2 separate regions of the Homo sapiens genome follow, and region 2 is linked to region 1. The links are chromatin loops, found by intact Hi-C in ENCODE. Cell type or tissue: PC-9. All regions are shown on one strand. Links, peaks and the distances in the headings refer to the core of each region. The heading gives the core; the rest is flanking DNA. Region 1 has its middle 35 kb from the start of ZFHX3-AS3. Region 2 overlaps ZFHX3 (zinc finger homeobox 3).

Region 1 (12,348 bases), core at 2,073-10,072:
AAAGCCCCTTCCAAACTGCCTCTAATTAATTTTTATCCTGCCATCCCAATGAGTCCCGGGGGTACAACAACCCAACAACAGAAAAACCCTCATCAAGTCATTTGGAGAAAGCTTTGACGTAACGCTTGCAGATTTTAGATCTCCAAAAGAGGAAATGCTGCAGAAAAACAAAAAACCAAACCAAACCCCTCCCGTTTGGTCACCTCCATCCTACTCGATTTTTCCCCCCAGATTCTCACCTTTTCTTTACAGTGGCAGTAAGTCTGATCTCTCTCTGGTCCCCTCTCACCCACGGCTCTTTCAGAGACAATACAGAGCTGTATTTCTTTTTTTTTTCTGCGGGAAGACAACCCTGAATTCCCTGTGGTCTGGGGTCAGGTACCTGCACTGGGCTGCCCTGGGAATCTCTTAAAAGAGGGGAAGGAGAAAAGCTGGCCTCTCTGGCTTGTAGCCGCGGTGGGGCCAGGCCTCCTCATGCTGTGCAAACACGCTTTAGTGGACATATGTTGGGAGCAGAGGGAAGGTTCCACAAAGAGGAATCTGACCCACCAAACACATCAAACATGCAGCACCCTGGGCCTCCCCCGTTAGAAGTGCTGCTGGCAGCAGCTCAGTCGCCCTACTTGGCTGTGTGGTGGGGGGTTCACGCAAAACTATTCAGGTTGCTTTTCTTCTTATTCCGAGGGGATCTGGGGACAGAGGGGTGCCTTCCTCCCTGGCACTAGCACATGAGCCTCACTTGCTACCTTCCCTCCAGCTCTGGAAGTCTCAGCCCCTGGGATCAGATGTCCACTGATCTCCTCCCCAAACACCCTATCCCACCGCCGTTGCAAAGCCCTCCCTGCCCCTCTGCGTCTGTTCAGGATGCTTCTCTTAGGACCTTGGAATGAATGAAAATTTAGGAAGAGTGACTGTTTGAAATGAGGCATTGAGAGGTGCTGAAACCCAAACCACCCGCCGCCCTGGCTTCCTGGGATTTCTGGACAAAAAAGGTTGAGTGACTTCTCCCCTCCCCGGGACACAACAGAGGAGAGTGATCCGGTGCCAGCGGCCCTGGTGTTAATTTCATGATCACCGGGTGCCAAAGAAAGTTACTCAGGATCCGCTGGACTCGACAGCTCCTGAGAAATGGAGTCTTTGTTTCTAATGCGTCTGAGCTGTCTGGCTCCTTTAAAAGAGTTAATCACAGAATCACAGGCCTAGAAAAAGACTTCTTGGATGGCTCCTCTGTGCTAGGTCCAAGTGAGTGAGGGCTGATCCTGTTTTTGAAGAAGCCCGTGGAGCACCACTCCAGTGACTAATCGCTCGTAATTGTCCTCGTTAATTTTAACCTCATGCGCTGGTGCTTTAAGCAGATTTCCATTTGTCCGTCCTCAGAGAAGGTGGAAGGCATTGCTCATCGCACAAATGGGGTCATTCATTTCCTTCCCTCTCCTTTTTCTTGTCTCCTTGGGCGATCGACTGGCCCAACAGGGAAGAGCAAATGGTGGGGAGCTGGACACAAGTGGGTCTAAAGTCTGCAACTTCCTAACTATGCTGCTAAGCCTCAGTTTCCCTGTCTGTGAAACTGGAGGAATAATAGCCACCTCATTGGGTTGTTTTGAGGATTAAATGAAATAATGGAAGGAAAGTGCTTTGCGTGGGTTCAGGGTGATGCCTCCTACAGGCTCACAAACAAAAATGTGCCCTCTGCAGGAAAGGTGGATGCACGTGGAATTCCTGCTTTTCGGGGTACCCTGTTCTTCAGTGCCAAGTGATATTGGTGGATGAGACAGCAAAGAGCAGTGGAAAGAGAATTGTTACTGGGGGCCTGAAGATGTGGGTCCTATTCACAGCTCTGCTATAACCTAGTCTTGTGACCCTCACTCAGGAAGGCACCACCTCTCTGGGCCTCAGTTTTCTAGCCTGTAACATAATCTCCACCCTGTCTGCTTTGCAGGGGAGTTGGGGAGCAACTGAGGAAAGGAGAGATGGGGGCGGTGAACTGCCAACAGAAAGTGCTAGTCAAATGTCAGGTGTGAAGAGTCCTGAAGGTCGATGCTCAACCAGCTCTGCTGCTGCCCCTGGCATTTTCCCTGGCACCAAGGAACATGTTGACAGTTTGCTGGGATCCCCCTGAATTTCCAGTATCCTGGGGGTAAGGACTGGAGTGAAGCAAGTTAAGGTATATATTATCTGACTCACTTTGTAGGGTTCACAGTTCCTTAGACCCTCAGTTCTGGTTTGTTTTGAAAGGGGACAACCCCTGTCTGGGAGGAGCCTTTAGTCAAGAGGCAGTACTGCATAGTGGTGAAGCAGTTTGTTAAACCCCACAGACTATGGGGCCAGACCCTGGTCATATTCTAACTCTGCCACTTTCCCTCCTATGTCCTTGGGAAGCCGCCTGCCTCTCTGTGTTTCAGCATCCTCAGCTGTACAGTGGGGATAATAGGAATTCCCATCTGATAAGGATTGTGTAAGTATGCACCACATGCTTAAACCATGCCCTGGCACATGGTATACACTCAAGATGTAGTGACAGTATAATCGTCATGAGTCAAATGTTTGTGGTCCATGCAGTGATGAAGCCTGATTCGTTTCTGAAAGACCTCGCTAGGACCCTCTAGTCCAGTGGGTTCTTAAGCTTCTGAGGGCCACGGCTTGTATGACAAATGTTATGAACTTTCTCTGCTGAAGAGTTAACATATGCCCCTAAACTTCACATATATCTTCAGGGTGTTCCAACCCATCCATGGAATTGCTGGGGTTCATAGACCCCGGTTTAGGAACTTCTTTTTTATTTTATTTTATTGCCTTCCTTTATTTTGTTTATTTATTTTGAGACAGGGTCTCATTTTGTCACCCAGGCTGGAGTGCAGTGGTGCGATCATGGCTCACTGCAGCCTCGACCTCCCAGGCTCAAGCAATCCTCCCACCACAGCCTCCAGAGTAGCTGGCACTATAGGCGTGCACCACCACCCCCAGCTAATTTTTGTATTTTCAGTACAGATGGGGTTTCACCATGTTATCCAGGCTGGTCTCAAACTCCTGGGCTCAAGTGATCCTCCCACCTTGGCCTCCCAAAGTGCTGGGATTACAGGCATGAGCCACTGCATCCAACCTTATTGCCTTCTTACTTGCTAGGTCACCAGGATCATCCAAGTACAGTTTTGGATATAGTAAGGAAAAGTATCTGGTATAATAAAATTATATTATGGTTACGTCAACTAGAGGTCCAAAAAAGAAAGAAAATGTATGATATAATTGAACCCAAGCTAGGCTTCATAAATCTTTTTCTTGAGTGGTATGCCTTTGATGCATGTCATTGCAATTTTTGTCCACACCCAATTCACACTGCTCTGAGAGAATCCTGGAGAAACTTTCTCTTTGCCTCTATTTCCATGGCAATTGTGAATAGCCAAGAGTCACTTTGTTAAGAATTCCTAATTCTGGAGAAATGGAAGGTCAAAGTCATGAACCTCTCAGTTAATAGTGGAAGTTTCCTTATTTTAAGTTTTATGAAGAACTCTCTTAAGTATGGTGTTTATAGGCTAGGGTTTGCAAGAACCTGAATCAAAAAACAAATAATAGCAAACATACCCTTCGCTAGGATTCTACCTGGATGACCTCATTATAATTTGGTAGGAATTAAGGGTTAGACCCACAAGAGTTTCATTTTCAGGTTAGACAGAAGCATATTTCAAGTCTCTCCAAATACCTACTTAACAAATACCACCTTTTGCATGTTCTTGATTTATTTCTCTACTTCTATACCATTGGCTTTGCAAAATTAATTTGCCACATGGAAATTTCTTAAATCACTTTCTCACCAAACCATGAATATGGTTTGGAAAAGGGAGAAGGGGAGGACCCTTTGTTTTTTCTATTAAGGGCTGATAACCCACAGGAAAAACTGATTTTTTCCGAAAAAATCAAATATCTGCATTTTCTTTTCTTAGGGAAACAAATACCTGTTTGGAAAATTAAGTACAGAGAAGATACAGAAATACTACAAAATATGGTTGTGTCTTTACTATTTTTTTTTTTTTTTTTTTTTTTGAGATGGAGTCTTGCTCTGTCACCCAGGCTGGACTGCAGTGGTGTGATCTGGGCTCACTACAACCTCCGCCACCTGGGTTCAAGTGATTCTTCTGCCTCAGCCTCCCGAGCAGCTGGGACTACAGGCATGCACCACCACACCCAGCTAGTTTTTGTATTTTTAGTAGAGACGGGGTTTCACCATATTGGCCAGGCTGGTCCTGAATTCCTGACCTTGTGATCCATCTGCCTTGGCCTTTCAAAGTGCTGGGATTACAGGCGTGAGCCACCACGCCTGGCCTGTGTCTTTACTATTATATCCAATTTAAGTGGCTAGAAAGCAAAAAAAATAGGACAGGTAAAGGTTGGTGAAGGGGAATCAGGAACGGCAGGAAGTGCTAGAGAGAGTGAGGGGCCTGACTGAACAGGTGGGAGAGAAGCGGTGGTTGCAGAAGAGATGGATTTGGGTCAGGCAGTTACACCAATGGTGCAGAGAGGAAAGATAATGTAGCAACCACTAGTTACCATCTTTATACGTGTATATCTTTGTATCTCCCTCATTGCCTAACACACATGCCGTGTACATATTAGGTACTCAGTAAGTTAATGAAACAGAAACAAAGAGAATGTGTAAAACACCAGAAGCTGTAAAATTAATTTTGACTTAGAAGTGTACTTTATCTAGGCTGTGATCTTACCATTATTATCAAGTGCCATCTGTTTCTCTTGAAATAGTTTTTTTTTTTTTTTGGAGGGGGGATGGGTGGGGGTTGGTGCAGTTTAATTGCTCTTCACAGGTCTTCAACTGCTTTAATTAATCCCAAGCTTCAGAAGCTCTACCCCGAATGGGATATCTAGAGCTTCCTCCTTGGGGTGGTGGGGAGGGCCAGATTTTCCTCAAGACTGCAATAGGAGTGCGCAGAAATCATATCACAGTGAGCTTGGGAGCTCCCTGTGGACTTGGGTTAGCAATTTCCCATCCTGATGGCTACGGACTTCGATACAGCCTAGTGACGCCATATTTGTAGATCATAGACAACTGCTTACATTTCTTCTCTGAAAAATAATTCTGAACTGGGGCTTGAAAACATAGAGTTGAGAAACAAAGGACAAGGGAAACATTAATTTTGTGCTTAACACTCAACAGTAGTGTCCATCCTGGCCAGAAAAAAAAAAAAAGTGTTCTCCTGGTTTGAGAGAATCTGGCTTTAGCAGAACATCTGAGTTGGAATCCCATGTAGCTATGGAATGAAAATGTGCCATATTTGAATGACTGGTCTGTCCACTCCTTATAATGACATCTAGCCCAAATAATAGACCCATACGTGTAGGTGGCACTTAAAAAATACCATTCACCAGAAGGAGGTTTTGAGAGGACTCTACCTCACTATTTCAGCCATGCTTGAAATAACTGCAAATGGTCCCATGCCACATGAAAGGCACTAAGTGGCATTCCTTGGATGAGCAGGGAGCCCAGGACTCTTGATGGTAGGCGTTCTGGAGGGCCATGGAGCTGGGACACTGGTATTGACATGGTGACCCCTAGTGTTTCCTGTTGGTAGCACGACTTGGAACACCACCAGCAACCCTGGCCTAAGTAGGGCGTCTTTACCATCTTCTGATGGAAGGAGTTATTGCCCACCATAATTGTTTATGTCTTTAAAACCATCATGTTAAACAATCCCCCCCTTCAACTTTAATGCATTTTTCTGCACAATATCCACTTCTAACCCCTGCTGAATAGAACTGAGTCTTGACACTGTTGTTTTCTTATAATGTGTGGCCTCCTGTCTAAGCATTTCAAAGATCAAGATATATCAATTCATTACTGTGGTTACAATGTCATAAACAATGGATAATGGCATCAATGGATGAATTGTTGGAGGAGGTGGGTATTGCTATATCCACGGCATGAGAGCGTGACTAGGAAGGATTTACTATGAGCACATGAAGTAGAGGACAAGCTAGCAAGGTGGATATGGTGATTGGTCCAAGTACCATGTCTGTTGTCTGTTGTATTTTTCATCTCAGTACCCTGCTCCAGACATTGTAGCAAATGATGAGTAAACATAAAGCAATTGGATTGTATATGCTCATGCAAGGAGGTGAGGAAAGTCAACTAAGCGGATAATTCAAACCACCTAAACCACTTCCCCATGACTTATCTGGATATTTCAGAGAAAAGTATTTTCTTTTTGGGATTTGATCATGTGTATTTCTACTAAACATGATAGATGTCTTCATTTCTAATGTTACATACTATAGGCAGACACAGCCTGAGGGTAAAAAACAATGATTACAACTCATTCATTCATTATCACAAACCTTACTTGACATAGACTAAGTGGGCTGGGAATGGGCTGGCCGTTGGTTCAAATCCCAGTGCTTTTCAGTTTATGGTTATTACCCTGTTTTATTTCAGGTATAAAAGATGCTTCTTGTCAGTGTTCCAAATGTACTTGGGTGTCGGTAAAGAAAAAGAAGATAAGTAGAGTATCTGATTTGGTGGTTTTTTTTTTTTTTTTTTTTTTTTTTTTTTTGAGATGGAGTATTGCTCTGTCGCCAAGGCTGGAGTGCAGTGGCACGATCTCGGCTCACTGCAACCTCTGCCTCCCAGGTTCAAGTGATTCTCCTGCCTCAGCCTCCTGAGTAGCTGGGACTACAGGCGCGTGCTGCCATGACCGGCTAATTTTTTGTATTTTTAGTAGAGGTGGGGTTTCACTGTGTTAGCCAGGATGGTCTCCATCTTCTGACCTAGTGATCCGCCCGCCTCAGGCTCCCAAAGTGTTAAGATTACAGGTGTGAGCCACCATGCCCAGCCCCTTATTTGGTGTTTGAAGAATCATGTCACCGTTATCACAAAGACTGTAAGTCTTTTAACTGCATGAATACCATTGGTTACTTTATTCTCTTCCATGCTGGTATCTTTTTTTTTTTTTTTTTGAAGTTTAACCCCATTGCTGGACATACCAGTGTTATGAAGAAGAAAATAAACTAAAAAATGCTTATTTTATGCAGAAAGGTATAATTCTGATTAATAGTAATAAATCAAAATAAATCGGTAGAATTTCTAAGACTCAAGTGAGAGCTTGGGGTTCTTCTCTAGCTTTCGTTGATTATCGAGAAACAAAGGCCAGAAACTGCATGTAAAACAAAGAGGCACAAAAGGCAAATGTAATCCCATCATTTAGATGAGTTCTTGGGTGACATCTTTGTGGTTTCCTTTTCCTATATCTAGACCTCCAGATTCAGTTGGTGGCTCATCCTCGCTACAGAAACTTCCTTAATATGCCAGAGGGACATGTTGGAAGCGAAGGGCTTCTGTCATCATTGGGAAGGGCAGAAACAAAAGGGGACTTTCACTCAGATGCAGGAGGGAAGCAAGTTCTCCCAGGCAAAGCCAACGGCACTGGATTCTTTCCCCCAACCTACTTGTTATATTCAAATACTTCAGACTCTCCTTTTTATAAAAAATCAGTTCTGCCTTCTCAAAGCAAACCATCAACATCAAAAACAATGACATTGGATGTCATTTTAAATGAAAAAGAAAAAGAAATAAACAGATTCAAATGTGAGCTCGGGGACTCTCGACTTTGTGAACGTCCCGTTCAAAACAAAGCTCTTTGACTATTAGGCTGAGACCAGAGAGTTTTACCTTCCAGGTGTATATTTCTAGAGTCATCTGTGAATTGGGGGGAAACTTTGGAAACTGATGTCCAGGTTCAACTATACCATCAAATTCTGGAGAAGATTGCTAACGTATGATCAGAAAGGAAGAAGACGGTTTGTGTAGACAACGTGGCTGGTCCCTCGTAGAATGGGGCGTAACGGGGTACACTTAGGTATCCAGAGTACAGAAAACCTGCTGACAGGTAGACACCTAAGGTGACAAAGAAATTGCCATATTTATTGCTTTAGTGGGATAAAATGCATGGTTGTCTAAAATGAAACGGTAGCACCAAGTCCATGGCCCATGAAAGTGACTCTGCTGCCATCTATGCCCAAAGCCTCTTGTTTCCAAGGAAGCCGGTTTTATAGGAATGCATCAGAACATCTTCTTTTACCTTTTGACAAAATGAAACTGCGTCCTTGGGAGTTTCCCACCCATTGCTCTCTTGGCTACTTCACTCCAGTACTATTTCATTACTTATTGATTTTTCAACGCCTCTCTGCATGGCTGTAATTTACACAAGTCCTTACAGCCCTTAGCGATTCTTAACACCTCAAGGTAAGATCACTGAGTCCACTAGAGAGAGACATTCTTTTCTGGAATGATGAAAAATTGGTGAGTCTCCTTGCTAACACAGGCTCCTTTGGGAGGCCATGGTGGATGGAAAGTAACATCACAGTCCTCCAGGTGCTACAGTGAGAGGGTGAACGAGGCCAACTCCAAAATGGATGTTGTCACATTCTTGTTATGCTACTGAAGTCTATGCAACTTTTATTTCCAGAATGAAATACAGAGTTTTATAGATTGGCAGTTCTTAGTGAAAAAAAAGAAAGCCTATGAAGTAACCTGAAAGCTGGTAACATTGGATTTATTATGATCTTTTAAAAAATTAATCACCACACTAGTCAATTTGTAAAATATGTGTTTGCCTTTGTTGTAATCAAGGTTCCACATGGAAAAAAGAAATGGAAGTAAAGGAAAATGTCAGCATGATGAAAAAACATAGAAGAAAATAAGTGTCTTCTGGAGAGTTTTTGAGTAAAACATACCAGTGTTATGAAGAAGAATAAAAACTAAAAAATGAATATCTTATGCAGAAAGGTATAATTCTGATTAATAGTAGTAAATCGTATTAAATTGGTGGAATTTCTAAAGTCTCCTATCCAGACTTCATTATTTGGCCTTCAAAAGTTTATAATTAAAAAAATTACTCAGCTATTTTGCTATATATTACTAGGAAATATTTTTTGTTTCAGCCATAAAACCCCTTCATGAATTTTTATTTTATATATTTAGAATTATGGTGAGAATGTGATTTATACATTTGAAGGAAAATTTAATATTATCGAATAATCATATGAAAAATGATATCTTTTCAACCAAAGATAGGATTGAATTCTCTTGATGCTTCCACTACAAAATGATATTAAATAAAAGATCCCTTGAAGAAGTGTATTTTAGATTGGCCCTGTGAGGAAGCCATAGTCTGAAAAAACCGATAAATGTCAGACTGTTTACACAGTATCATGTAGCTTACCTAACTCTATGACCTGAAAACCATTTCTGGATGCTTCCAAAACAATGAACCTAACCAATTCACAAATCACAGACTTTTTTTTTAAGCTTAAAGTGAATTTAGAAAGCATCTGGACCAATTATAGTTAATTTGTTGAAATCAGGGAAAATAATCCTATCAAAGGAGCTATTTAGCATTTGAATATTTTTTAAAAGCCAATTTTTTGATGACATACTTTACTTTTTAATTATGTATTACCTGTTACGCTCATGATTATTCATCCTTCACCTGATGTAAACCACCCAATTTTCCAATGCCTTGGGACGTACTGAGATAATTGTAATGAACATGGTGCTTGCTTGCTCTGTATTGCTTCCCTTTCTTTTGAAATGTGCACTCTAAATTTCTTTTATGGGGAAGCACCTTTCCCTGCTCTCAGTTCATTTGGTTTGGGCAGGGCAGACCCTACTCCCTGGCTCTAGGTTGATCCAAGCCAGGCCAGCTGGACACTACACCACCTTGTCTACAGTGATGGACATGAGCTGAGACAGTGAGAGCCAAAGCAAGATCTTTTGCTGAAACCATTGGCAATGGGGGGGCTCTGTCCCCTTGGGGTATTTATGCTGGTGGATGTGAGTTTGGGCTGCCAGGGGCTACCACATGCCAATAGCCCACCTGGAAATGAGGCAAACACAGAGGAAAACAGAACCAAAGTAGGTGTGGGGAGAGTAGGGGAGTCAGATATTACTGTTTGAGCTGTTGAATCCAGCTAAGCCTAAAGCAGCCAACCCCATGCATTTTAGTCTATGAATTAAAACACTGCCATTTTTACTTAAGCTAATGTGAATCTGGTTACAGTTAGTTTCAACCCAAAGAGGCTTGATTAATTAGGACAATTTTATCTGTGAACAATCTGCATGTTTCAAACTTATTCTGAAATAAATTTGGAATGCTTAGGCAGGTTCACTAAATTAAAAGGGCTTCAACAATTTTGTTGTCCATGTGAGAGGAAAATGCTGCAAAAGCATCTTAGACTTGGCTGTGCAACTGCTTTGGTATGAGAAACGCTCTACTAGAGCAAGAAGAGAGAAGCTGAAAAATCCTTAAAAATAATAATGAAGATGAAGATTCACTATTTTTGTTTCGTTTTGGTTCAGGTAATGCTGAATTACATGAAATCTCCTTAAGAATAGTCACTGTATTTTCTTAGCATCTGCAATACCAAACAAAGAGCTAGAAGCACAGTAGGCATTTACTGGACTAAACTTATTAGAAAGAATTGCTGCCTGTCCTTCATGCTTCCTACATATTGATGAATGAAAGCCACTTACGGCGTGGTAGTGTTTCTCAGGAATTTAACACAATCCACAAATGATCAGACTTCTCTGAAGATTGACAAAATTCCCAGAAAACACCAAGAACATAAATCAGTGGGAAGAACATTTTTTTTTAACTGTGACTCACAATCATTTTCTTAAAAAAGGCATTTAAATGTAAAGATCTCAGCTCAATATTATTCACTATAAGTCTGTGTAGCCAACCACCCATTCTTTGTCCCTGGGTGATGTGTAAGAGTACTGCCCTTGTTAGAATTCATAAATGTGGCCAAAACCTGGGCTAGACTCAATATTTCTGAGCCCTTGAAACTCTCTAGAATGAACACCATTAAAAGAATGTGTTCATTTTGAATCACCCATCTCTTAGTTATTTCCTAACCATCTCTTTCTGAAATTAACTGTTGGCCAAAATAGAATACCAATCAAAAGCCACATGGAAGAGAAATATGAAGCCTGAGAAGAAAATATGAACCTCACCCAGGGTGAATAGCTCAAAGAGTTTCTGTACTAAGGCAGCCCAGCCATATGGCCAGTTTGGCCCAGAATCAAAATCAAAGTTGTAAAACCATCGCTATGGCAGGGGAAGATGTTCGGGCTGCTGGAGTCGAAATGACTACACTGTAATGCTGAGACTGGGCCAACCAGATGGTGCTGAGGGAACCAGACAGGAATTCCACAGCAGGAAGATGGACTTCGGCCCCAGTCTAGCTTTCCAGGCTCACCTCTCTGCTACCCTCTGCTCCAGCCACACTCCACTGCTCGTTGGCCTTCTTTCATGTGATGCACTTTTCACATCTCTTTGCCTTTGATTTTGCAGGTCCTTCTCTCTGGAACGACCACCTCCTTTGCTCTCCTCCACCCCCATCAAAGTCATGACCATCCCACCCACCTTACTGTGCTTTTATCCCCAGCCCTCCTGCACACTCTGAACTACCTGGGGTGCCACAAGGCTTCATCTTTCTTTCTTTCTTTTTTTTTTTTTTTTTTTTGCCTCCACGCCTTGACATAACTTTTTTTTTTCTTTTTCGTTCCTATCTTCTACCCTCTTCTTGATCTTCCCAGCCTAGTCTTCTAAATTTAGCTGAAGCATCACCTCCTCCTGGAAGCCTTCCCTGATCTCTCCTTTTAATTTAGGAGACCCTCCCCCATGCTCACACAGCCTCTTGGTGCCTATTTTATCAGCATCTACTCCGTCGTCCAGGAGTCACTGACCCACACGTGTATCTCTTCCATATGCCTGGAATGGCCTTGAGGGTCGAGACTATGCATCAACTGACTTTGCATTCCTTTTGCTTACTGCCAGGCACTCAGTAGGAAGGGTGGGTGGAGAGATAAATGGCTGGAAGGAAGGAAGGATGACTTAATCCTTCAAGGCCCTGCTTTCATGTCACTTCCTCTAGAAAGTTCCATGGCCCATCCAGTCCTCTTGTACTTTACATACAGACATTATTTTTTAAAATTCCCACAATTTGACTTGCATTATGGATAGGCCCTGCTTCTCTCTTTCAATAGAGCGTAAGCTCTCTGAGGTCAGAATTCAATCTCCATCTTTATATCCCTAATGATGCCTTGTTCCTAGTGGGTGCATATTTGTTTCTGTTCCATAAACATTTATGGAAAATTATTTGGTACCATTAGGCCAGAAAACATGTGAAAACCATTCAAACAAATTCTGAGCTGGACAGGAGACTCTTCCTAGCTTTGGATATTTAAAAAGCTGGTCCATCTAACCTGAGCTGGGTGGGCTGGGGATAGGTGAATGCTCATAGTAATAATACTAGCTAACACTTACTGAGCACTTACTGCAG
Region 2 (12,348 bases), core at 1,455-9,454, 160 kb before region 1:
AAAACTGGCCAAATAGGCTGGGCGCAGTGGCTCACGCCTGTAATTGCAGCACTTTGGGATGCCGAGGAGACAGGGAGATCCTGTCTCTACAAAAAATTAAAAAATTAGCCAGACGTGGTGATGCATGCCTACAGTCCGAGCTACTCGGGTTGCGGGACTGAGGTGGGAGGATCGCTTGAGCCCAGGAGATGGAGGTTGTAGTGAACCATGATTGTATCACTACACTCCAGCCTGGGCGACTGAACAAGACCCTGTCTCAAAAAACACAAACAAAAGCAAAACAAAAAAACAAAAACAAAAACCTGGCTAAAGACCCTTTCCTAGTGACCACAGTCATACAAGGCATCCATTCCTAACTACCCTTTTAAAAAGAAGATTCAGAAAGAACAAAAAAACCAGAGGTATACTCGACCACCTGCCCAGTGCTAAAGGATTTCTCAACGCCATAGTCAGACTTCACGAGCGCATGCGACAAAGTAACAGGAACCTAGAAAACTTCTCTTCGTCCCCAAAAAGAGACCAAAATAACTAGCCTTCCCCAGAGCGGGCAGCTTTCCTCTTCAGTGCTCTTCAACTTTCAGTCCTACAGATGGGGGCCTCCCAACATCACTTTTTAAAGCTCAGCATTTAAAAAAAGAACAGGAAAAAAAAAAAGTAGAGACATCCCAGAGTCCACACGCTTGCAAAGGACTTTCTTTTCCTCCTCCTCCCCCCAGCAGGTTAAAGACCTGCTAGTTAGCAACGAGAGCGGATGGAGGACAGTCATTGGAACCACAGGGGCCTAATACCCATTTGTATTCACACTCAGACCCTTTAAGCATATAAAACCGGAGAGGTTGAACTGTTTACATTCACCTAATGCTCCAGTAAACAAATCAGAGCCCCAGTGGAGGGGGTTTCAGGCAGGGCTGCGGCCAGACCCCACTGGGTGCCAGGCAGCAGGAGCAGGATGGGGAAGGAAGAAGGTAGATGCATGGAAAACAGAAGCCAGGCTCTCATCCCAACCCACTCAAGTTTCTCCCCAAGCCTGGGCCCTCCTTGACCCCACGCGACAGGGGAGCAGCCCTTCCAGGCCTGAGCTCCACCACCCTCCATGGACAGGTGACCTCAGCTGCCAGACACCTCCTTACCCCCTACCCCCAGTACCCTGGAGCCCTGCCAGCACCCCCACATAACCCACCAATGACCTGGAGAGGAGGACAGAAGAGGAACGGCCTTGCAAAGCACCTGGAGAAAAAGGGGTTAAATGCCCAGTGTCTGACTGAGGGAGAAACTTCCCCTCCCTTCCAGGCGCCTCCGAGGGTTCGTCCTCAACTACTATTGTTATTCAAGAACTGCGTCTTAGCTGAGCAGCTCCCCCGCCGCCCCCCAGCACTGGGTCTTGACAGAAGTGAAGCGGGGCTGCCTGGTGTCCCAGCACAGGGCCTGATCATATCCTCTAAAACGTGAACAGTTTCAACTTGACTGGGGGGAAAGGGGGCAGGCGGGGGGTGGGGGGGGACTGGCACTCCTTTTAAATGCAGATTTGAACTTTTCACCCGGGGTCAGACAGCTGCGATGCTCTGTCCCCAGCAGAGGCCAGCGCCGGGGCCCCTTCCACCTCACACTTTCACAGTTTTTTTCCTGCCTGCCAGGAGGCCAGCCTGTTAAAGGAATTCGATACCTCCCTCCCTCCAAACCCAAATCCACACCCGCTTCTCAGCTTACCAGGGGCACAAATCCCACTGGCATCCTAGAGGAGAGCCTCAAATCGTAGGAGGCTGGCTGGGTGCTCTGGGAACAGCAATGGCAAAGGAAAATTGTTGTTGTCACATGTATTGACCAAGGAACGCTAAGGTCAACAGTGAGAAGACTCCAGGACTTCCCGGCCGCTCTGAAAGCATCTGAAAGCAGCATCTTCTCTAGGGTACATTTCACAGTGGCGCTTTCTGCTAGAAGCCAGCAGACAGTTCTCCTTGCTATTTCACTGAGAAGAGCTGTAATGGTACCAAGGCTGAAATCATTTAGTTTTGAAAAGAAGTCACTTCTGGGTGAACAAGAAAAACTGTAACGAACTTAAAAAAAAAAAAAAGTCTAGGATGGGACTGCTTGCCTCCATTACACCCCTGATTCTCATGGACAAGGTTGTTTCTGAGTTTTCCATGTCACCCTCTGTCCCTCCATTTCTCCTCCTCCAATGGGAGACGCCCACTGGTCCTCGACTAGGGAAGGTTTCCATTCCGCGGCATCAAGATAAGGCAAGAAAGCAGAAATCCAAATAAACACTAAGAGAAGAAGGCGAGGGGAAGTTTCTTGCTGGAATCGGTGACCCTCCCAACAGTGGCAGCTCCTACAACTCTCATCTTGGGGGGCACTAGAGCCTCTAAGAGAAAGTCCCCTCCAAGCAATGCACCACACAGTCCCTGGACTAGCCAAACCGGAAGCCTGTGTGTGTGGTGCTAGAAATGACTGTGAAGTCAGAAAAACCACACCAATTACCTACAGGTAGAAGGTTCTAGATTCATGCCTTCCTCCTGCCCCAAACTAGCAACCCACCACGGAGAGGGTGAAACGAGCATTTCTAGAGGCTCCCTGCAGCCCTGTCTGTGATTTCAGTAATATACATGAAGCAGTAAGTCTGTTGTAACAAACACACTAGCACTCACAGGAATGAATGAGAGTGGGGCTGTCCCCTGAGGAGGTGGCCCGTGCCTTGCTGCCACTGCTGGTCTTCTGCCTCTGGGAAGGTTTTCACAGTCAGGTGAGCACCCCCACCTGTACGCCAGGAAGCAGTTTACAGAACACTGGCACCCCAATGTCACAGTTCTATCTCCTAACAATCTCATGAGCATGTCGGGGGAGCCAGGCATTTCTGACCAAACCCGCTGTGTGCAGACTGAGCCTGCACCCATTCCCCAGTAAATGCAAGCAGCTGGTCACAGGGGTGATGGCTGACTTGGCTCCATCAACAGAATGTCTCAGAAGAGCACAGGGCAGCAATCTTTTATTCCAGAGCTGCACCATCCACTAGGTAGCCACCGACCCTTGTCACTACCGAGCCTGTGACATGTGGCTTGTCTCGATAGAGATGTGCTGAAGGTATAAAAATACAGGACTCCAAAGATTTGGTACAAAAAAAAGGGATGTAAAATATCTCATTAATAGTTTTATTAATATTGATTACCTGTGGAAATGATAACCTTTTGGATATACTGGGCTAAATGTATTATGAAAATTCATTCCACCTGTTTCTCATTGTTTAATGTGACTAATAGAAAATCTAAAATTACCTACGTGGCTTACACTGTATTTCTACTGGATGGTCCTGTTTCAGAACCTCTGCCTGTCTTTCAACTTCAGATTCAGGCGGGATTCTAAGTGTTCTCGGATATGACTGAGACAGACTTCTCTTGTCTGTCTTGAACATCTCCCTAAAGCTACAATGTACTGGCTCCCAAATGATACTTTTAAATGGGCTGAACAATCTTAGTATCCAACAACTCACTGCCAAACTCAAGTATAAACTAAGAAAAAATAAATCACTTCTGGGACCCACAGCGTGCTTTTAAAAAATAATAATAGGCCAGGCATTGTGGCTCACACCTGTAATCCTAGCACTTTGGGAGGCCGAGGCAGGTGGATCACTTGAGCTCAGGAGTTCGAGACTAGCCTGGCCAACATGGCAAAACCCCGTCTCTACTAAAAATACAAAACAAAACAAAAATTAGCCGGGCATGGTGGAAAACCAGCCCACGCTGGTAGTCCCAGCTACTCGGGAGGCTGAGGCAGGAGGACTACTTGAACCCAGGAGGAGGAAGGCACAGTGAGCTGAGATTGTGCCACTGGATTCCAGCCTGGGAGACAGAGTGAGACCCTGTCTCAAAAACAAAATAAAAATAAGTCATTTACTGTGGTTTAATACCAGGACTACCCACGAGGCTTGTCCAAAAGTAAGCCGTCTCCTACTCCAGCCTGATTTCTTACTATCAAGAGAAGACTTCTCCCTTTTAACTGCCCTTCTGTAAAATATGCCCAGCAGGGGCCTGGTGTCCACCTTCTCCCCCACCCCATACACACATACCACACAGCACACGCGTGCGCGCGCATAGACAGACTCTCTCTCTCTCTGTCTCTCTCTCTCTCTACAACTGGGGAGGGCTGCGGGAGGAAGGTGCAGGCAGCACAGATGTGGCCCCTTTCCTATTAGAAAGTCCCTATTCTGCCACTAGGGATCACAAGGCCAGTCTCATTTCTCTATGTAAATGAACTTTTTAGCCACCTCCTCAAAGAAGAAAAGCTGCACAGATGCGGAAGGCCGGTCCAGAGGCACACAATTACAGCCATTTGCATTCCTCCAGCAGCCGGATTAGCACAGGAATGCGCTCTGCCGCTTTGTGGGGGGAAAAGGAGTTTAGGAAGAAAGGGATGGGTGGGGGGATGTATTTCTCCCTGGTCTGTCCACCCAAAGCTCTATGATACGCTTCCACTTCTGTGAGAGTCAGAAAGTGGAAATAACTCCTGCTCAGCTTCTAAAGAGGGGGAGGTTGAAAAGGCGCAGGGAGGAGGAGGGAGGTGGAGGTAGAGGGTAGAGGAAGAGGAGGGGAGAGGGGCCGGCAGGAGAGAGGGAGGAGGGGGACTGGGTGTATCAGGGGAACTGCCCCTCCCGGCGCTTTGATCCCCTCGGTCGGTCGCTAGGAGAAACCAACTTTTCTCCTTGGGTTAATCAAAACCAAATTACTCAGGAATGTGGCAGGACAGGTCTGAACTTCCAGGTCCCTTTGTCTTTGAGGATTTAAAATGAAAAAAAATAAAATTGTTAAAGCAGATGGCCGTGGCCTACTCAAGAGGTGAAGCGAAGAGTCTGAGGGAAGTCAGACCACATCTCTCACCCTCCAAAAAAACACACCCGCAAACTTCCTATGCCAATTTATTGTGAGAGAAGTTATTTTTGTAGACAACATCCAAAAATCAGAAGAACTGCCCATTTCATCCTTACTGCTGCGCAAATAAAAGACCCTCACCCCACCCTCCCATCAACTATACCTTGTCAAAGTACAAATACAAGAGAACCCCAGATTTAAGATACACCCGTATATCACAACCCGACTATTAAAAGCGGAGTCCAAACTAGCTCAAGAACATACGTTTTCCAAACACAAAGTTTGGGAGTATTTTTCAGTGTAAAGTTCTTCCTTAGGAATACTGGGGTAAGGAGGTATTCAAATATCCGGTTGCTATTCAAATGCATCCATGAAATTTCATGGTTACTGTAAAATTCTGCATCTCTTTAAGTTCTAAGAAAAGCGGTTTTTAGGGAATGACTCAGAGGAGATATGAAATGTCCCACTGAGTGACATAAGATCCCACTGCTCATCTGTCGTCTAGAAAAAGCGAAGAACCTGCCACCCAGGGCTGTTCTGTTTACTAGGAAAGTCTGCTGGGTGTGCTGGCCAGCCCGGCGACAGTTTCAATAAGTCAAGAGGCAACAGGAAAAAGCTGACCTCAGAGATGAAAGAAACCTGGGGCTTGGAGCTATATTAAGGCCTCCACACCTCCTCCCCGGCTCACAGCTCTGGCAAGCTTGTGGCACTGTACAAGATGGGGGCCTGCACTTCAGGCTCCTGGAAACTCTAGAATGCAACACCCTGGCATGTGCTATCATTAGGGACAGTAAAAAGTGACACAGCCCAGGGCACCCAGGAGCAGAAATATGAACAGCCCTTCGTGTGTTATAAAATGCTGCTATGCTTCACTGTAAAACCTGGCTGACCCCCATGTCCCCCACCCACCCAAAAAAGATAAAATAAACAAACAGAGCACCACCGGTTAAGCTATAGAGCCAGGATTCAAAAGATAAAGTGAGACCAACACACAGCCATGACTACCAGCTTGCCATAAATCGTAACTGGCCCCAGGCATACGGTTATCTGGGAAGCTGCACACCAACTTTTAAAATACTCTTCACCTTATCTTTAAGCCCAGTCAAACACACACATACATCACCCTTCTTAGATCTCGGCCATTAGTATTCCATTTAGACTTTCCAAAACAAGGTCATCCCAGAGGGTCCTTCCCCTCTTTCCAGTCACAGCTGTGGACTTTCATCCCCTTGTCCAACAAAAGGGACCTTGTACACAAAATTAACCTGAAGCATTAGTCTGTGTGGTGCGAGAGTCCACGGGGCCCTCGGGATATTGACTCCCCCACCCCCCCAACTATCCAGGCTCAGCCCAAAATCCTGTCTAGAGGGCTTCCCCACTGTGGAGGCTGGGGGAGCTTCCCTAGAGATTAGAGACCCTGCCCCTTCAGAATCCGCTTCTCAGCTGCAGCTGTGCAGCCAAGGAAGGCCTTACCTTTCAGAGAATAAACAGAAGAAAAAAACTTCCTCCCTGACTCAGTAACAGTAGAAAACGACCTGACGTCATGGCTGCAAAGGCCCAGAATCATCTGAGAACTAAGCCATCCAATATGACGGCCACAACTGCACGCGGCTTCTGAGCACTGGACATGGGGCTGGTTCTGAGCGTTGAGACCAGAACATCATGGTGAAATCGTGGGTTGCTGAAAATATCTGTTTTAAAGTTAATTCCACCTGTTTCTTTTTACTTTTTATGAATGACTACTAGGAAATGTACAATTACATATAAGCTTGTACTCTCTCTCTCTCTCTCTCTATTGGACAGCACTAGAGAGGTGCAAATGTTACCACCTCAAGTGCTAGCACATTACCATGCTCTAAAAGGAAAGACTCTTCCTTTTTATTACTATTATTATTATTATTATTATTATTATTGAGTCGGGATGTCACTCTGTCACCCAGGCTGGAGTGCAGTGGCACAATCACGGCTCAATGCAGCCTCTACTTCCTGGGCTCAAGCAATCCACCCACCTCAGCCTCCCGAGTAGCTAGGAATACAGGCGTGCACCACCACGCCCGGCTAATTTTTGTATTTTTTTTGTAGAGACAAGGTCTTGCCATGTTGCTAAGGCTGGCCTCGAACCCCTGGGCTCAAACCTCTGGGCTCAAGAGATCCTCCTGCCTCAGCCTCTTGAGTGGCTGGGACTACAGGCACATGCCACCGAGCCTAGCTAATTAAAAAAAAAAAAAAAAAGTTTGTAGAGACAGGGTCTCCCTATGTTGCCCAGGCAGGTCTCAAGCCCCTGAGCTCAAGCAATCCGCCTGCCTCTGCCTCCCAAAGTGCTGAGATTACAGGCTTGAGCCACCACACCCAGCCCAGATTCTTCATTTTTAAATGCCAAAAAGACCAGTGTAAAATTGAGCAAACAGCATCATCTGGTATCAGGTGGAATCACATACGCAGAGGCTGCTCAACTCCCAGGCTGCAGTGAAGGTGTCTAAATGGGGGGAGTGGCCGGGAACCTGCCATTGTTTTAGACCAGGAGAAGCAAATGTAACCTCTATTTCAGGTGTTCTTAACTGGAGGCGATTTTGCCTCCCCAAGGGACAGTGGGCAATTCCTGCAGACATTTTTGATTGTCACATCAAGGGAAGAAGGTGCTACTGGCATCTAGTGGGGAGATGCCAGGGATACTAAATGTCCTACAATGCACAAGGTGGCCCACTCCCCCCAAAAACAATTATCCCCAAACATCAACAGTGCCAACACACAACCAGGAAGTGACCAGGCCTGAGATCCACCCAAGTATCTCTTTTTTTATTTTTTTATTTTTAGTAGAGATGGAGTTTCACCACGTTGCCCAAGCTGATCTCAAACTCCTGAGGTCAGGCAATCCTGCCTAGGCCTACCAAAGTGCTGGGATTACAGGCATGAGCCACCATGCACAACCCAAGCAAATTTTTAATACTCAGATATCCAGGAGCAGGAGGGGACATCCCTTTGCAAAATGGCTTCTCTCCAGAGCTCGGAACTGGTCATAAGTTTGAGCGGTATAAGCAATGTGAGGAAATGAAAATACTACTAATAATTTAAAAACTATAATCGCTTTGTCGCCAGACTGGGTTGAGTGTCAAGGGTTGATTATGTCTGGGCAGCTCTGTTTTTCAAGCTAGTAGGTAAACATGGGGCTTAAAACTCAAAGCAACATAAGGCAGGCTCCCCCACAAGCAAGAGTAGGCCTCTAACAGAGAGTCTGAACTGGGGGAGTCACTGGCATGCCCAGTTCACCATGCCTGACCACACAGGCTAGGCCTGGGTGCCTGTGACAGGCAACGGAGCAGCAAAGGAGCTGTGATGGGGCCTGCAGGTATAGGAAGGGGACAGGGCAAGGGACAGGCGAGGCCAAGACAGGAAGAGCGTGGTGCTGAATGAGAACAGCCCAGCCAGGCTGGGAGGCCGAGCAGGAGGGGGTAGAGGGGAGGCACATGATAATTAACTCTGCAAGTTGATAGTATTTGCATATAAATGCCTCCACAAATCACTACAAACAAGCCAGGACAAGTCAGGCCTATTAGCATACACAAGCCAGCCGGGGAAGGCCTCTCTAGGTGGGTCATTGAGTAGGCTGCTCACTTGGAGGGCCGCCTGCCAGCCTGGGGAGGGGGACAGAAGGGGAGGGCTGGGGTGGATGGGGGACACTGTAACTATTTCAGACTCTTTCACTTCTGAACACGGTTGCAAAGATGTCAAAAGGAGTTGGCTCTATTTCCACCCCATGGGGAAGAAGAGAATTGCTGGACCTTTTAGTTTATTTCTTCCAAGGTGGTAAGAAACGAAAGGTAGCAGAGGCCATCAGTAGCAAAGAAAGAAATGAAAAGGGCGTGGAGATGGCAGCCAATATCCGGAGAAGCTTTTCAGTATGTGAAGTGGTATGAAGCCCTGATTCCTATTTCATTTACTTCCCACTACAAATGTAAGGTATGCATTAGGCCCATTTTACAGACGAAAGAAGTGAGGCCCAAAGAGGTTAAATTACTGGTCCAAAGTCACACAGCTCAGGCCTCACCAGAGGGTGTAACACTGATGGCCTCAGCAGAGGGTGTAAGGCCCATAGCAGAGGAAAGAGCAGAGGCCACCTTTCCAAAGAGTGGGCTTTTTTGATTCACCTTTGCTTCTCCCATTCACTGTTGAGTCCCCATTTGAAGGGGATTCACAAGCAGTGCTCTGGTCCTCAGCCAGACCCTGCCCTGTTTTATTCTGTAATTATTTCCTACCTTCAAACAAACAATGAGGAAGACCACACCTCCCTCCAGTTACACATCTGGGAGTCCGCACCAGGATTTCCTCTGTCACCCAATTTTTCCACTGTCTGGACAATTTTTATAGTTTCACCAGCAAGGGCAAAATATATTGACAGTCCTTTCCCACAAGGTGTAAAAGTTCTCTGCTTTCCCCAAATATACCTCTGGATTTCCTATCTGTTGAAGGAAAAACCAGCTTCGACTGCCTCCGTTAAAAAAGGGTGTGCAGGGCTGAGGTGACCCTACTACCGTCATTTCTGCCATTCTTTACTTGAACAACATTTTTTAAGTGGGCAAAATACTATCTTATGAAAAACAAACCAACAGGGGCCCAGGTAACACACATTCATATAGTCAGTTACACAGACTGAAAGTCTTCATCAATGCCCATCTCAATTACGTTATCAAATAACATAAGGGGACACTATTCAAGATTCCATCAGAACAGAGATGGCATTTAAAAGCAGTCGCTTGAGTAGTGACACCAACCTCCTGCCGCACACACTGAAATCCATGAGCCTCTTCTAAAGTGTCCAAAAGTTGACCTGACACTTTAACGCTGATGCAGATACTCCACAAAAAAAAGCGGAGCTGTTAAAAGGGAAGCAGAAACCATTCCTCCAGTCAAGGCCAAATGTACATTAAGAACCAAGGCCTTGAGCCAAAGAGCATTTTAGGAAGCAGGGCCTTAAATGGTGGAAGAGGCTTGCATTGCTTCTTGAGTAGTTAAGAACAATTGTTTAAAAAAAGAAAAAAGAGAAGTTGGGAGATGGAGAAGAAAGGCACCCATGTGTTCTTCAGCAACTTCCACGGGACAAAGATGTTGGGAAGGGAGAAGTCATCAGAAATAGGCCACTCAGGAGACTGGAAGCATGGGGAGCAGCTCAGTTCATGTCTACACATATGTGGTTTTTATAGACTTTCAGGAGTTTAAATGCTTCTGAAAAGCGATGTTTGCATACTGAAGGGAGACAGACTTCCATATTTGAACAGGCACTTATATGACTTTTTCAGGGGATGCAGGGCTGAGATCAACTATCAGATTAAGCCCCTTGGTCTTTCTGCACTCGGCTAATCTGCCTCCTGCCTCTCCACTAAGGAGATTCAAATGAGAAGACAGAGGCAGTCGCCTCTGAACTAGAATCTTCCTACTGAAATGCAGAGCCTATGATAGAAATGGGCACCGGGGACCATCTATCCAAAAGCCAGCCTAACCGATACACTCAGAAGAATTTTTCTCCAGTCACACTCCTGGATGGAGTCAGGAACAACCAAGAAACAAGCAAAACTGTTCTTTTGCCTCCTCCTTCCTGAAAGAACCCCATCAAGAAGCCTACACATGACCCCTCCAGTGTGTAAGCCCCAATCATGCCTAACCACCCCAAATCACCCCAAGTACTCAGCCCTACTCAATAACTAACACCCTCTCCCATCTACACAGAACAGCGGGTATAGGCAGTCACTGACTCCTGCCCTAGAAGCATCGGGCGAGGGGTCTCACTCCCAGATCAAAGGTTTGTGGCCAAGATAACTTTTGGGACAGTGGATGAAATCAGCAGCAGATGAAAACTCCACAGCCTTTTTCAGAGTCCAGTGGAGCCAGTTCTCCCACTTCCAGTCCAAGTCTCCCTGCAGATGACTGAAGGTGATCCATACATTCCTAACTGCTGCCCCGAAAGACCCACTTACAATTAAACTCCAGGTCACCAGTTAAGAAAGCCTTTAGGCCCCTTATGTCATTAGCTTCCTCCCAGAAACCAAGCAGAATAGAAAGTGAGAGGCATCCCAGCACCGGCCCATCTTCTCAAGGTGTGGCCTTGCAAGGGAGTTTCAGTGGCTTCATCCCAAACCACCAGCAGCCAGGAGTAGGGGTGGGAGTGCGGCAGATGTTTTGCCCGCCTCACTGGAAGCTTTAGACCTGACTCCAGGGAGGGAAAAGGATGGACAAATCTCAGAGGCAGCACATGTGTTAATACCAAAGCTCAAAGAACACACAGCAGAACCACCTAAGACCTCCAGGACACAGCAAGCCAGCTAAGGCCCCTCTGGAAAGGTACACATCAAACCCCCCACACAGTAATCCTCATGTTGAGACTGCTGTGGTGACCCTCTGATGGACAGGGAGAGGGGGTCACCCAAAAGGCAGATGAAGCCCAGGCATTTTGCTAAGAGGCCCGGGCTGGAGTTAAAACCAACAAAACAGAAGTCTTGCTTCAAAATGGGGCTGAATTTGCCATCTCGCAAACTTTCTATGTCTCCCTCCCTGTTTTTATTTGAGCCCTTATTCTTGTAAAAGCAAGAAACTCCATGAATGAAGGCTGAAAGGCAGAAACGTCAAAGAAAGAAAAAATCCCCTTTAAATGTTAAAAGCCAAAGTACTTTCCTTGGGCAAATAACTCTCTAGAGACACCCCCATCACTGCCTAGACCACGGCCTTGTCCTCACCCACCTGTCCCCTGGCCCAAAGAATGAAAACCAGAAACATTCCAGTCGTTTCCCTACTTCTGAAGCTTCAGCTCAGTGCTGCTGTCAATCGGCACTAAGCCTTGCTCTGCACCTCTGTCCTCAGTTTCTGTCCATATCAAAGTCATTTACCATATTAGCCCAAAGAAGCCCTCCAACATCTGATTGCCACTTTGCACATGTTCAAAGAGATCAATCTGGCAGTCAACTTTAAATCATAGAGAAAAGCCCTCTGACAGTTGTTGATTTTGTAGTGCTTCTCTTTAATCTGGATTTTCAAAGTGGCTTGCCAATGAGCCAAGATTTCTGCCTGGGTCTCTCCCTCGGGGCGGTTTGACACAACCGTAGCTTCTGTGTGCTCCTTTCTCAATCTGAGTGGCCTGAGGACACAGGACACTGTGCTTTGGACAGAACAGGCGCCCTTTATGATTTAAACTAGCTCCTGCCAAGGAATTCCCTTGCCTAGATTCTATTAAAACTGGGTTCCCATTTCCCCTGACCATAGTTTTTTAACTCAGGCAGAGGACGGTGGTTCTGAGCTGTGCTGTGATTTCTAATAATAACCATTACCACCAAATTCTCATACCAGAGCATTTGGATACCCCTATGAGGTTCACTGTAATGGAATCTGCCTTCCTGTTGTGTTTTTACAGTAACGCCCCCATCCTGGTTAATTGCACCAGCCTTAGGAACCAGAGCAAGCCAACAGGCCCAAACATCACAGAAATAGGCCAGGCTAACAGCAA

The links. Hi-C counts contacts between places; a loop is a spot of excess contacts. Peaks named below come from ENCODE experiments on the same cell type or tissue, not always from the same donor. Only the 100,000 strongest peaks of a DNase experiment are listed, where the experiment ranks them.
Region 2: it touches region 1 in a loop (13-fold over the local background); 7 of 110 quality-filtered maps call a loop at or near these places.

What each region holds. Positions count from the first base shown.
Region 1 is chr16:73,191,399-73,203,746 of GRCh38, forward strand. It overlaps a transcript of ZFHX3 not described here. Among named protein-coding and RNA genes, the nearest start is that of ZFHX3-AS3, 35 kb to the right of the region's middle. RefSeq lists an enhancer at 5,267-5,768. In PC-9, for the core only: a CTCF peak has its summit at 5,567 (motif pointing left); no DNase peak of the experiment used is centred there.
Region 2 is chr16:73,032,044-73,044,391 of GRCh38, forward strand. All of the region lies in intron 1 of ZFHX3 (zinc finger homeobox 3), which reads right to left. Among named protein-coding and RNA genes, the nearest start is that of ZFHX3, 9.9 kb to the right of the region's middle. RefSeq lists enhancers at 504-1,066, 1,002-1,171, 3,408-4,262, 4,263-5,115, 8,169-8,681. In PC-9, for the core only: no CTCF peak of the experiment used is centred there; DNase peaks (open chromatin) are centred at 4,728 and 5,408; H3K4me3 peaks cover 1,186 bases; H3K27ac peaks cover 3,161 bases.